Linked DNA regions of Mus musculus: region 1 is linked to region 2. A link is a loop called in an ENCODE intact Hi-C map of the cell type or tissue named here. Cell type or tissue: gastrocnemius. All regions are shown on one strand. Each heading gives the region's core, and the rest is flanking DNA. Links, peaks and the distances in the headings are about the cores only.

Region 1 (7,333 bases), core at 3,238-5,737, 94 kb after region 2:
AACAGTCTTAACATGGGCCCAAAAGTCAGGAGGGTCTTCCATGTTACCTGGAGCTTGTACCTTCTTTCCAACTAGGCTGGGAAGGATTGAGGGTAACTCTGATGACACTTGTTTTTCTAAGCAAAGGAGCAAATCACAAACAGGTCTCACATTGTTAAATACTGACTTGAATGGTGTCCTGTTCCCACTATTACTAAAATTTTAAGACGTCTCATCTTTAACCTCCTCCATTGTGCCTCTGGCTGACATCATATTTGTTTGAATTTGGGATTTACCACGATCGGGATTTTAAAAAGAAAGAAAAGAAAGCAGGCTCTTAAAAGCCAGGCTGTGGACAGGCCAGCTGTGTGGGCGAAGTGTGGTAGATGTGTGCATACCTGTAAAGAGCGCAGTGTGGGAGGGAGCACCAAGGGCTCTGCTGCCACTAAACTTACTGAGCAAACAAACTCTTAATACTGAATGGTCCCAGGAGCAGGTGCGAGCACAGGTGGGCTGTGGCACAAGGAAAGTAGAAAAAGAAGTTCCAGTATATTTATATCTCCAAGATAACTCTTTAATTTCCAGCCCAGTGTGGTGATAGCAAAACCTTGGTTCCAGTATTTCTGGGTGTTAAAATATTCTCCATTTGGACACTCAATTCTGGGAATTCTTCGCTTTTGAATATCATGCTATCCTTATCTATTCAGCAGATTTAACCTTTGGATTCTGGGCCAGTGGCCTGAGAAACGTTTCGTCTCAGCCCAAGCCCTTGACTATGTGTTAGTGGTTGTCTGACAGTTGGGCTTTCGGGAACTGGCAAGTCCCTGACCAGACTGAAAAGGGCAACAATTTTGATGTCAGAGCTTCAACATGTAGGCAGGGTTTCCAGCTTGCATCTCGCAGTTCTCCCAATGCGAGAGAGGGGCAGATCACTTTCCATTGTCATCTTTGACCTTCCAAAGAACCCTGGCTTTTGTGGGACGTCAACCGAGACCTCAGAGACAACAGAGTGAACCCAGAAGGCGATTCCTTCTTCCAGAACCGAGCTAACCTAGATAAAGTGTGTCGCAGCCTCCCACCGGCTGTCTTCAGCCCATTGAATCCAGCGGGATATCGTCCACACTGCGGCTCACAGGTAGTGACCCTGAAAGGAATAATGAAGGGAAAAAGATGATGCTAACCCCAGATGAAGCATCAAGCTGCCTGAGGAATCCTGATGGTCTATAGGTTGATGATGAAGCTGAGTCTGCCTTCCTGTGACTACGTATCACCACAGAGCTTAATTGTCAGCTGGATAGAGAGACGGTTATGAGGTTGGTTAAGTTCAATTCTGGATGTGTCTGTGCGAACATTTCCAGAGAAGGCTGGCCTGTGTGTCAGTGAGCTGCCTTGAATGTGGGTGGCACCACTGTGATAGGCTGGAGGCTGGGACAGAGTAAATATTAAAGGGCAATTCTTACATGCACAAACCTTCTTAAGTGAGAACAGTTTCGTTGCTGCTGTTGCCTGCTGACAGCAAATACAAGGTTCATTAAAAGAAAATAGAAGGTTTTCTCGTGTATTTTCATATAACACACTCACTTGGGTTAGGCTCTCTCAACTTCCTCATGTCCCTGCCTCCACTGTCTTGTCAATTTCCAGCTTTGGGGTGTGGCCTCAGACCGACAGCTCTCCGGGCTTCCAGGATTTTTGCTTTGGTTTGAGCTGAGCTTGCATCTTTGCTCCTCTTGCTTGGGTTTCCAGCTTCTTGAAATGAGTGAGTACTTAATTCCCCTGGCTCTTCAGCCTGTCGACATGGGCTATAAGAATACTCAGCTCTGATCATATAAGTCAGTCTAATAATTTCTCTCACACTCATGAAATCCTCTCTCTCTCTCTCTCTCTCTCTCTCTCTCTCTCTCTCTCTCTCTGTCCCTCTCTCTCTCATGCATACATACACACTCCTACAGTCACACACACACAGCAATTGCCATGTGATTTCACTGAAGTACAGGTCTGCCTTCCCAGTCAGGATATGAAACGACAGCAGCAAATATTTCTGATGCGTTTCATTCCTCTTCTCACATCACTGCTGTACCTGGCTCTGTGACTCCATTCACTCCCGTTCACTATCGAATGAAAGCTATGGGGTGGAGTGAGACTAGAACTCACTGAAGAGTGGCAGAGATGGTCTAGAAGACGGCAGAGCCGAAAACTCAGGCTTGGGTAAAGAGTGTAGGAGAAAGATCGACAACCCAGCTCCGGGTAGACTATAGTAAAGGGGTGTGAGAGACTGGAGACCCCTCCACAGCACACAGAGTGCAGAGAGAGTCAGAGAGCTAACGCAGAGTCACAGAAAGTCAGTCAGGTCCCTAGAGCACTTCCAAAGGGGTAGTCAGCCAATGGGCCCAAATCAGCCAGTCACTTCTTCACTAAATTGCTTTCCATCTGGTTATTTTATTTTCACTACAGAAAAATAGCAAGTATAACAGGCATGCACCACCACCATCCCTGGCTTAGAACAAAAACAAAGACCAAAGACACCCATAAACAATAACTTTTTAAATGTGGTTATCTCCATCCAGTATAAACAGTAAGTGTGATGTTTAAGAGTCACATAAATAACAACCTCACTCCAACGTCCTGACTCTTAAATGGGTGGCAGGATCCTGGACACTTATTAAATCATTAAAGTTCAGTTAAGAGGCTAGGTTAGTTCAGCGGTTGGAATGTTTGCCGCTCCCACAGAGGACCTGAGTTTGGTCAACATCCACAGGCTCCTAACTGTGTTTGCAGCTCCAGGGGGTCTGACTCCCTCTCCTAACTTCTGAGGGAATCCTCACACACATGTGTGCGCGTGCTCAGAGAAGCTGGGCAGCCTTCAGGAATTGCATGTGGTCATCTCTGTGGGTGTGCGGGGATGGTGTCAGAGAGAAATGCGGTGGGAAAAATAGACGCAGGGCCAATTACAAATCGCCAAATGGTATGTAAGAAATGAGGATTTCGGTGCAGTCAGTGGAAAATTGTGAACAGTTTTTAAACAAGGAAGTGATGTTTTAAACAATAGAGATTATGAAACAGCATGAGAGGGGGGAGCATCATAAAAAGAAACTGGAAGACAGTCGGCTCATCAGCAAGCTGTGTAAGGGCCCGACAGGCAAGGTAGCTCCGAGAGCTGTACACGTAATCTCAGCACGGGGAGGCCAAGGAAAGATTGTGAGATGGGGCCAGCCTAAGCTACACAGGTAGACCCTTTCTCTAAAAATGAAGAGAAGAAAGGGAGTGGGAGAGAGACAGAGACAGACAGTGACAGAGAGCAAGAGAGAGCGAGAGAGACAGAGACAGAGAAGTGGAGGTCTCGTTGTATAACATGGTGGTGAAAATGATTGGAGGACTCAGAGGTAATTTTGCAGGAAGTAACTGCACTGTAGAGGAAGAAAATGACGGCCTGCTTCTTTTTCTTCCAGCGTGATCAAAGCTAAGGTATTGAGTTAGAGAAGTGCAGGGGATAAGAGGAGACTGGGGTATAGGCAAGAAGTCTGGGGTAAAATAAAGGCCCCTGATGTTTCCAGTAAGTGGGGAGAACTCAAGAGCAGACAGAAAAGGAGAAACCCCTTTAAGAAGGTGGTCGATGCAGGGATGGGGGAAGTCAGGAAACACAGGCTGGACGGTCACAGGAGAATCCCTAAGACTGTGGAACCAATGGCTTATGGAGTGACATGGTGGCTTCTTCCTCTTCCTCTTTCCTCCTCCTCCTCCTCCTCCTCCTCTACTTCCTTCTCCCCCCTTCTCCTCTCCCCTTTCTCCTCTTCCTCTTCAGAATTCACGTGGTAGAACAGAGCCTAAGGGTGGCAAAGGCAGTCAAGACGGAACTGGAACGAGCTGGTTCCCAAAGGAAGGCGAAGGATGGACACAGAGCTGAGTGATCAAGGAAGGGTACAACTCTCAAAAAAACAAAACAAAACAAAAACTAAGAAAAGAAAAAAATACTAAAATATACAAAAGTGAATCCAATTGGGACTCTTAAGAAACCTGCTAGAGTTTCTTCCTCAAATTAGCCATTGTTTTGTTGTTTTGTTTGTGTGTGTGTTTGTTGGTTTAATTCTTTCATCTCACATTCAACCTTGGAAAAAGAGTTTCATTTTTAGGAGGTATATGGCTCCTCGGGAGTCCTCGTGCTGTGCTCGCGAGTAAGACAGGGAGCCTTTTCTGAGATAGAATGAAAGCTGTTGTGACTATGTAGACACAGCTGGGTGTGTTCCAGAGTACTGGATCAGGCACTCAATCCAGAGGATCGCATGTTCCAACTAAACTAGGCTACTTAGTAGACATGGTAAAAGCACTGTTTCTAGGTGTTCATCAGAGTAGATGATTTCCACAGTCATGGGGAGGGAACTTAGGAAACTCATCCTCAGAGACTCTGAAAAACCAAGCTAACCGTATGGGTCACCTTGCTTGCCTGTCACTTCTAAAACAAGATGTTTGAATGTTCTTCGTGGTCCAGAGCTTTTCTGGATCTCCTAAGTGGAAACGATGGCGCCTCCTGGCTTTTCCCTGCCCACATCTCCACTGAATTTACCTGTAAACCTTGCTCTGCCTGCATCCTGGATCTGTTTCCTCCCATCCCTCCCTGACACAAAAGCAATTTGGGAAAGAGAGGCTGTGCCCCCCCCCCCCCTCACAGTTTGAAAATAAAGCCTATCACAGTGGCAGGAGGCATGGCAGCAGGCCTGTGAGGTAGCTGTTCGCATTGTATCCACATTCTGGAAGCAGAGAAAGATGAATGCTGAACTCTCTGCTCAATTTCTTTTAGTGTCAGGTAGGGCGTCAGCCTCTGGGACAGTGCTCCACAAGTTCAGGCTGGGGCTTCTCTTGTCAGTTACATCTCTCTGGCAACGTTCTCAGAGACAGGCCTGAGTAATCCAAACCCAGCCAAACTGACAATAAGGATGCTCCTTCACTAAGTCATCCAGGGTAGAGTTGATGTCTTTTTAATCTGTACATTTCAAGATTTAGCACCATAGGAGCATCAGTAAACTCCTAATAAGAAACATCAAAAGATGAAGGAACCAGATTGTCTTCTGAGAGCGTGAGGGAGAAGAAGTTTTGAAATGGGGAAGGGAACAGCCAGCTGCCTCAGAACTGTAAACACACTCTTGGAGAGAAAGCTACTGTGCAGGAGATGGGTGTTTTATCATGTTGGTTGATGAGCACTGGCTGCAGCCTGGTAGCTGATAGAGACCTGGCCCTATATAAAAGAAAGGAGCAAAATGAAGGTTTTCAGAGATCTTAGATAGACACCAAACAAGTCTCCCAAGACCTCCTTCTGTCCCAGAAGCTAGTGACAGAAGAGTCTGGAAGTCAGGGTACCTTCGGCCCCACCTCAGCCTAAGAGCCATTTTTTTCAGTGTCAAAGAATGTGACACATGTGTTGTGTCTGCTTCCCAGCCTCCTGGCATGGGAACAATCAAAAAAAAAAAAAAATCCCCTCTGCTGAGCAAAGGCCACGGTCCAAGATTTCAGGTAAGGAAGAGGTCAGAGGCACTATTCTGAGGATGCCAGTTGGCTCTGGGGTCTCAAGCAATGTCTCGTTCCCTGGGCCAAGTCTCCTGTTTTGTAACAGTTTAGTCGAGGCTTTTACTGGAGGAGACAGGCATGAAATGAATTTTCCAGAGAAGTTTCCGAATTGGGGGAAAGTTCACAGCTCTGAGGCCTCCATGGATAATGAGACCGGACGGCAAGCTTCTGGGTTTGTTTGTTTGTTTGTTCGTTTTTAGAAACAGTTTGCCAGTCTCTAAACCCCAAATCTAACACCCGAGCCTGACTTTCCAGTCCCGGTGCATCTTTGCTCTCTAACCCCAGTGTGACAAGTGCTTCCAAACGGCCCAGGTAGATTCTTCTAGCCCCCCTCTGTACCAGGATGTCCTTCAAGGCCCTCGGCTGGCTGCCTCTGCTCCTACGCTTGGTCCTGTGGCCTCTCAGTGAACTCGGCTTGCTCTTACAATGTTCTAATGCCGTTTGTGGCTGAACATGTCCAAGGAACGAAAATTCAGAATACATGGTTTATCAGAACCACTGTTTTCTCAATTATGCTACTCAAGACAATGATGCACTAGACACGGGCAAGGTACTTAAGCAAATTGCTTTCTCTCATCCTTTTCTCCTGTGCTTCTTGTTCTCCAATCAAACAATATTTGCACTGTATTATTAATTTTGATCAGCAATGCTTACATGTAGCTCTGTGTGTGTGTGTGCATGTATGTTTGTGAGGGAGTGGTCTTATGTATATATAGCCCATGCTAGTCTGGAACTCACTATGTAAACAAGATTGTTTTGACTTTATGGAAATTCTCCTGCCTCAGCCTCTTCAGTGCTGGGATTATGCACGTGAGCCACCACACCTGGCGTTCACTGATCTTTTTCTAAGATATTTTAGGAGTATTTCTTTACCTTCTTAGAGGCTGTAACTGAGCTGTCTTCACCTGACAGCCTTTGCAGACATGATCTCAAGTTAGAATTTACGACTACTGAGCTACCGCTTGAAGCCCCACACCTGCTAGTTGAGACTTTTGTTTTATATTTTCCTCTGAATGATACCAAAGCTATTTTAATCACATACTGTGCCACAGAATGACTTAGCGTCCATTTGAGATTGTGAGCTCAGAGCATTGCCTCACTGTTTTATAGATACAATTTCATACCCCAGGGCTTTGTAGCAATGAATTTTATATCAACATCTTTACTTTGTAATTCTTGAGAATAAGGTTAGCATGACATAGTCTTGGAATTGATGTGTTTGAAATGAAATGCTAATTTTGTAGCATTTCTAGAATTTCAACAATTGAAAATTACATCTAAATGGTAACACCCATGGTTATGACTAAATTCTAAGTTTAGATAAGGTAAAACTCAAAGCCAGGAAAACAGAAAAAGCTTAAGGATGTGTGCTTAGGGAAAGACTGAATGCTTATGTCTGCGCCATATCTTTCATGTTTGCCACCAGTAAGGAACAGCATGCTTTTGGAGGGGGAGGGGAGCAAGTTGGATTTTGTTGTTGTTTGTTTGTTTGTTTGTTTGTTTTGAGACAGGGTCTCTTTGTGTACCTTTGACTATCCTGGAACTCACTCGGTAGACAAGGCTAGCCTCCAACTCAAAGAGATCCACCTGCCTCTGCCTCCCAAGTGCTAGGATTAAAGGAGTGCCCCACCACCATCACCCTGAGGGACAGCATTCTTAAATGCTAAAGATTAAAAGTAAACATCTCTGGCCAATATCTCAGACTCTCCCTTCTTTGAATTGTTGAGTTAAAACGGAAACCTGCTCCTCCCTGTAATAGACACTTCCCCCAGAAATAGAATGTCTAGAAATGAAGGGA
Region 2 (7,333 bases), core at 2,705-5,204:
GAAACCAGTTTTTGCCCAATTCAAAGTCAGGAAGCAAGGGGGCAAGTCAAAGGCCACACAGAGACAAGCTACAGGGCAGGGGACAGTGCCTTTGTTAGATGCTTCAGCTGGCCTCTGCTATGAGTGTGGGTATTTACAGTAAATGTTCACAGATACTTTTCTGGGCTTTATTCTTTAGAAGAAAGGAGGGAATCTGGGAGGTAGAGTATCAAAAGGCCGAGAAGTGGAGTTAAGTGGCAGGAGGTGGGGGTGAACACAATGCCATCTGTTACCCAGCCACCACTGCCCACAGCCCCACTTCTGGTTCTTGAAGGCCATTAATATGTTTAAACGCTCAAGTGCATTATCTCCTGACACTTAAGCCGGGCACGTCTCTGGCTCTAAAACGTGTGATAAGCCCTTGTAATGCACACACGCGATTATGAAGGGGGGCCTTGGAGTTCAGCACCTCATTTAGCACTGAATTCCAGACAGATGGAAAAACAATCCACCTGGCCCACTCTCCTTGAAGCACAGCCCATTGAAGATGGTTATCAGGGAGAGTGGGAGCCTTCAAGGTGGGGAGAAGCTCAGAAGAGGGCAGAGACAACATAGCCACGGCTGCTTGTGGAGACTCGCTCCCATCCTGAGTGGCACACGCCTCAAACAAAAGAGCATATTGAATCTCCGGGTTTAGGTGAGGGCAGGTCTGTTCCGGTCAAACTGTTGGCAAAATGAATACAACCTTCAAGGTCACATGCGGGAGCCTGGTGTGGATGGCTTCAGTTTTATCTGCTGCCAGACACCTGCTGTTTCTGATCTCTACCTCACATAGACAGTAAATTTCCACTTGTGACTTGCAATCCCACTCTTGCTTAGAACCAAGGCCTTCTTGTCAGGCAGTCCACAGCTCCCTTCTCCTCAGCCTTATCTCCTGGTTCGGAAGCTCAGAAAATAGAGACTTTGCCTCTTATTTATTTCATGATAGTCATTCAACATGCTCCCCTCTCCCTCAAAAACCCCCACTCTTGGTGCTGGACAGACAGCTCAGTTAGTGACGCGTTTTCTTACACAAACATGAGGACCAAGGTTCAGTCCCTTAGCACTCAGGTAGAAAGCTGGAGACGGTGGCACGTGCTTCTAGTCCCAGGCCTGGAGAGGTGGAGACAGGGGAATCCCAGGGAGTAGCTAGCCTAGCCTAGCTGGGTGAACCCCAGATCTTAGTGAGACATGAGGCCTAAACAACAACACCCAAGGTTGACATCTGGTCTCCACACACATGTGCACCTACACAAGTTACACGTCCATTTACACACACACACACACACACACACACACACACACACACTTTCTTTTCTTCACTTTTACTCACAATCCTTGTACAAATTCTTGCTCCTTCCTGGTAAAGATTCAGTGTTTAAGAAAACCCCAGGGATTGAGGCACAGAGTGGGAGGAGGGGGAGTTCCCATACTTCTCATTCCAAGGCCTTTTGACTCTAGAGTTATAAATGCCAGCAGCCAGCTCTGTCTGTAGAAAAGGAATCTGGGGAATTCTCCTGGAAGTGGGGGTGATATTAATGAGGACAGATAAAGTTTTTCAAAGGTTCTTCCTGACTGACTGAAAGAGGGTGACTGGAGAAGAGAGCCTGGGAAGAGGGTCAGGGAGCACTGTTAGGAGCTGGGAGCGAGATTAATGTTAACTTGAAGGTTCTGAGGGAAGAGAACGAGGAAACCCAGTGGGGGAACTTCTAAGACTTCACAGGGAGGAGTCAGGAGGGGGATGACAGCCAGAGAAGACAGGCTGATTAATGCTTTCAACCTGAGCCAAGAAAACTGCACAGGGAGAGACCATGCCATTTGTGACTTGTGCTGACAGTATGCAGTTTCACACGATGGGATGGGACTTTAGGGTTTCCTAAAGTTATTTGTGTAAGAGGTGACCTTGGTGTTCAGGACAGTAGAGGAGTATATAGAGACTGGACAACAAGACAGCAGGTGCGAGCATAATAAACACGGTGTGTGTGTGTGTGTGTGTGTGTGTGTGTGTGTGCGCGCGCGCATGCATGAGTGCATACCTGTATGTTCTTCTGGGGAGCCACCCACCTGAAGTGGAAACTTCTAGTTTCTTTGGAAAGTTAATTACGTCAAATGATGTTTTGCTGGAGCACACAGGTGAAAGGATGCCTTGCTAAAGCAGACACGTGAAAGACTTTTCCTGAAGCAGACGCAGGGGAAAGGATGTTTGGATATAGCAGACATGTGAAAGGACTGCCTTGGTGGAAGGTGCTTTTAGCAAAACTCAGAAGACCACACTAGATAGAAGGAATGGAGAAAATCTCAAGGTTAATCTCATAGCATTGTCCCTGGTTTGTCACCTGCCACTATACTGGCCTCTTCGCTATTGCTCAAATACAACTTCAGCACCTGCTCTCTTTAGTGGTGGTTCTGACCCATACCTGCAGGGGTACCAGGATCTCCTTGTTTAAAGTTTCTTACATAACACCAACTTACAGCTTCGTCCTTCCTCTAGAGCCCCAATCACTGCTTAACACAATCTACTGTATCTAAATATTGCTTTGGCCTATTTATCTCTCCATCCTTGAAATGTGAATACTCCTCAGTTAATGTTCATTCAATGAGCAGACATGCCTGTTGTCCCAGGATTTATATCTTTTATGTTGCACAGAAGGGAGCTTTCTGTAATAGGCCCTGGCTCAGCAGACTCCCCAGCCCTACTGTTTTAAGTGATAATGGGGACAACCTTGGAAACGCACAGAACAAGGGAGACCAGTGTTAGCCATTAGGGACACACCCAGCAGAGCAATGCTCTTTAGCAGGGAAGTAAATACCTGAACTCCACTTTTGTTGTATGGCTATAAAAAGACTCAGGGGCCCCCAGGTGAGTTCAAAGTCCCCTCTGTTTACAGAACGGAGTCAATCTTGTTATAATGGACACACTAGAATTCACAAGCACAGAGCACTTGAGTCTCTTCTTTGACATATCTCCATAGAGATGGTCCTCTGTTTGTGGCTAACAGGTCTCTCCAGAGAGTGGAGAGAGGAACTGAGGAGCCCTGGAGTATCAGAGACTAGCTTTTCAAGCCCTATTAGACTTGCTTTGATTACTCAACCAGTGGCTGCTGTAGGTGACGGGCCAGGGTTAATACTTGGTAGGGTCTCAGCTCTCGTCTGAGCACACTGAGAGAGTGAGCTCTCTTCAGCATAGAAGTCTGTGCTCAGCCAGTGTCATCCCGTGAACAGTGGCCTGTGAGCTGTAAGGAGAAGGTCAGTCAGATGTCCCTGTTGCTGGTTCTTCAGAATAAACCCCATTTCCTTGTCCCATTCTCTTTTCTTGTCCTGCCTGCATCTCCATGGACCAACCTCACCCAGGCTGTTTTAGTTCCTCCCCCATATCTTCCTCAAAGCCACAGCTCATCGTAGGACTCCTGTGTTACCCCAAGCAAGGCCGAGGTTAGGAACCCCAAGGCACAAGGATCATGACGCCTGGCCTTTCGTGGTTTCTTCCAGCTGCAACTTTGGGGATGAATACTCTGTCCCTTTCTGTGTATGCATGGGCTAGATCGCTTCAACCAAGGATCCTTCCTGGTTCTAGACTGACAAGTGTGTGGAAGATGTGAGCAAACTCACCTTGATATTTCAGGCTGAAGCTTTATCTAATTAACAATACATGAGTTGGCAGCTAGGTCTGTGTGGTCAATGAGTTCAAGGGTTCCACCATTTTGGGAAACAAGGGCTCACTCCTGTCCAGCATTTTTGTATCTCAAAATTAGTGAAGATGAGGATGTCAGGTGTCAGCCTGACCTCTAGAGGCCAGACTTAAGGGCAAGGCATCAGATGATACTTAAGCCACAAATTTGTCCCAAGCCCAAGTACAAGGTTGACATATATAGCATCTGATAGTCTGGGCAAGCCAAGTGGTCCCTGGGGCCCACCATTACTATTGCACAACTTGGTATTTTGCCGTTCTTGGCTCATCCAAGCTATGTTTTTCTCCTGGTTTAGTTTCTCTTTCAAATTCCCTGATTTGAAATTGTAGACCTGGGTAGCCCAAGCAGAAGTGTCATCATCTGGCTTTGGCAACTTCCTCTGTGACTGGCCGTGGGAAAAGAAAGATGGGCTCACAGATCCTCAGAGAGCAAGGGAATCTTAAGGATCCGAAGCCTGCCATTTCTGTCCAGGCCTTCAGTCAGTTAGCAAGGTCATTGGAGTAACACATTCCTTAGATTATTGACTTAGTGAGTTCCTACTGTGTGCCAGGTGCCCTAGTGGGTGATGGAGGGACATGACCAAGATATCAAGCAATATCTTGTTACCCAGGAAGTTATCTAGGAAGGAGATAGTTAAATATGTGGTTAGGATGCACAGCAAAGTATAGTGTATTTGTGAGTAGAGAGAGAATGTGTTAGGGGAAGGGATGTTACCCAGGGAATCATAAAACCTTCATAGGAGAAGTGAAATCCATTCCCCAACTCCACCTTTCCTGAAGAAAAATTGACACATAAAATTTGTAGATATTTAAGGCATACAACTGCACATTTTGCTAAAAGTCTACACTGGAAAACAGTTGCCACTATCAAAATCCATCCCTTCCCTGAGACTGAGGAGTCAGAGCTCTGTCTCTTGGATTTCTGTCATTATCCTCACGGCTACACTGTGAAGGTTTCATCTGTGCCCCATCCTGCAAAGGGGTATATTGAAGCTTTAATCCCAAATTCCTAGGAATATGACCCTATTTGGACACAGCTCTCAGATCTCATCCAGGTAAGAGAAGGTCATTAAAGCCAGCTCTAATACGTTAGTCATTGTCCTTACGGGTCAACAGTAGATGAGGACAGAAACTGAGGAGGTAGCTCTGGAAAGGCAGAGGCAGAGGTCAGAATGATGCTGCCACAGGCCACAGAATTTGGGGACCTCTAGGAGACAGAAGGGAGTGGAGACTCCCTAAAGCTCTGTGGGAAAATGGCCCTGTCTGCTGACTGGGCTCAGACTTCTGTCCTCCCGAGCCATGGGACTTCATTAAAGAAATCTAAAAACGTGGTCACAGTGGTCCCATTATTCTCCAGAGTCCAAATGACTGAGATGTTCCTTAATTGGAGAGATAACATTTCTGATGTTAACCTTTCAAATAGATGAGCTTCCAGGAATGAAGGCTGGGTGACAGCTATGTAACACAGCATCTGCCCAGTATGTGTGAGGTTTTCATGCTCAGCACTGGGAAGGCAGAAGGCAAGCTGGAAGAGAGCCACGGTGGCATGGAAGGAAAGAAAAAATGCTTAAACCTTCCTACAGGAGAAGAGAGAACAACCTGACAAGGTGGAACGGCCTGAAATGTTGAGGCAGGAAGAATAACACGGAGCCATAATTTGAGGGTCTCAGGGAGCCAATATTTTCACACTGGCTTGATCCAAGGTTTCAGCAGTAACAAGGGATAAATCTAGACTGAAAATTAGCCACAAGGATTACTTTCCCTCTGGCTTAGCTGCAGACTAGAAGAATAACACAAACAGCTCCGTCTGAACTTGTCTAGCAACTCAAAAGCCAGTGGTTTGAACAAAGCAGACTTGGCCTGTGTATGACTTACAGGAAGGAAGAGGGAAAAAAACAAACAAAACAAAACAGTGCTGTGCAGCTATTTCTTCTTTTGCCTATGGGACACACTGAAGAAAGAAACCAAATCCCATGTGTCATAGACCCTTCTGAAACCGACCAAAGAAAGACAAGGAGTATGAGTCTCCTGTCCCCAATTTTTAAGGACCTCATTATCCTGATGAAGTCACATTGACCCTGGGACTTCTCCAGTTTCAACTAAATGCTGGGCACATCTTTAAAATTAGACCTGATGACGACAGCCCTGGAGTCACAGACCCTGGTATTTGGCTAACACTTAGATCTCAGTGGGGCGAAAGACAAAGAAATGAAGCTTCACACTGTGGCAAAATCACCCTCATGGGGTTGGCTTGTTGCTCCATTGAAGTCCACCCAAGACTCCCCGGCACCAATTGTTTATACCTAACCAACTTCCATCTTCCCTCCTTTCTAGAACATACTCTGACTGCCTTTGGGAAATGTAACTCGGTGTTCCAAGTCTATGCCTGACGGTGTTGGCACAAGGCTATAGTGCAGTGCATCAGGATATTATATTGTCCCAACATCAGTATGTGCTTTAGAAACAGGCAAAGGGTACAAGTCAACTCAAAGAAGGTTTGCCAAGAACAAGATAAACTAAAATGAAATGACATTTGTTTGGGGGACTTAAAGTGGAGTTAGGAAGTCAATATTTATGATGAGGTAGTATGAAAAGGGTCTTCATTTGTATCCCAGGTTTGCCTGCTTTGAAGATCCTCTCTCCTCAGACCCCTCAGTGCTGGACTGCTGGGTATGTCACCTCATCTCTCTCTCTGAGAAGCCTTGTCAGTCAGATACCTCTGAGCTGAAACCTTGCATTGAGCTACAGATGGATGTAGCACATGAGGTGGTTTTGTAAGATTCGTAGTCTCTGTTGACCTATGACAAAGTCCCCTCTTTTATCTACTAGATGCTGTCAGGGACACTTCAGCCAGCTTTGCTTACCATTTCAGAATAGCAACCAATGGAATTACTGATCCCATTGTAGCTTAAAGCTGTAAGTACAGCTGCCATCTTGTAAAACCTGTGAGCACATCTTCAATTCTGTGGGAGTCTCTCTTTTCATGGATTGCCACTATTATGAGACCCCAAACAAATGTAATTGTACTTGCTCTTGGCTAGGTTGGTTTTATCCTACCCCAGGAAGATGACCTTAGGCAAGTTTATAAAAGGAATTGGGAGTAAGATGAAGTTGGTTGGGTTTGGGGGAGGATTGTGGATGCACACAACTGCAGCTGCCATATTGCTGCCAGTGTGGGGAAAACCATGTCAGTGAACAGAGGTGGAAGAGACCAAGTCTCGACAAGATAAACCTATGCCCAACAGTGCCAGGAACTTAAAAACATTTATTACCGTTTCACATCTACATACACAGAAATTTATAAATAGAGCCTTTTGAATCCCTTCAGTGTTGCTTGCTTATATCTGTGTTTAGGGCTGACCACTTGGTATTGGATACCAGCAGATGACCCTGATTCTCCCTCTCTTAGTAGTCGTTAATTGCCTATAGCTGGTCATCTAGGAGTGGGGCCTTATGACATTTCCCAGGTCAACTGGTATTGTCACCGTTTATGCCCCATCTAACCAAGCCTACTGTTGAGAGCTCACAGGTACAGATTCTCATCCAATACAGAAAACAATCTGGTTCCTCTATTGAAGAAGGAAAGAAAGCAAACCTCCCAATCCTCTGACTTTTAGAGTCCTTCTA

Evidence for each region. Peaks named below come from ENCODE experiments on the same cell type or tissue, not always from the same donor. Only the 100,000 strongest peaks of a DNase experiment are listed, where the experiment ranks them.
Region 1: it touches region 2 in a loop (2.1-fold over the local background); 4 of 42 quality-filtered maps call a loop at or near these places.

What each region holds. Positions count from the first base shown.
Region 1 is chr13:41,549,082-41,556,414 of GRCm38, forward strand. The region is part of intron 2 of Gm32184 (a long non-coding RNA gene); the gene reads right to left. Among named protein-coding and RNA genes, the nearest start is that of Tmem170b, 53 kb to the right of the region's middle. In gastrocnemius, for the core only: a CTCF peak has its summit at 4,526; no DNase peak of the experiment used is centred there; H3K27ac peaks cover 1,439 bases.
Region 2 is chr13:41,456,084-41,463,416 of GRCm38, forward strand. It overlaps a transcript of Nedd9 not described here. Among named protein-coding and RNA genes, the nearest start is that of Gm32401, 27 kb to the right of the region's middle. In gastrocnemius, for the core only: a CTCF peak has its summit at 3,817 (motif pointing left); no DNase peak of the experiment used is centred there; H3K27ac peaks cover 958 bases.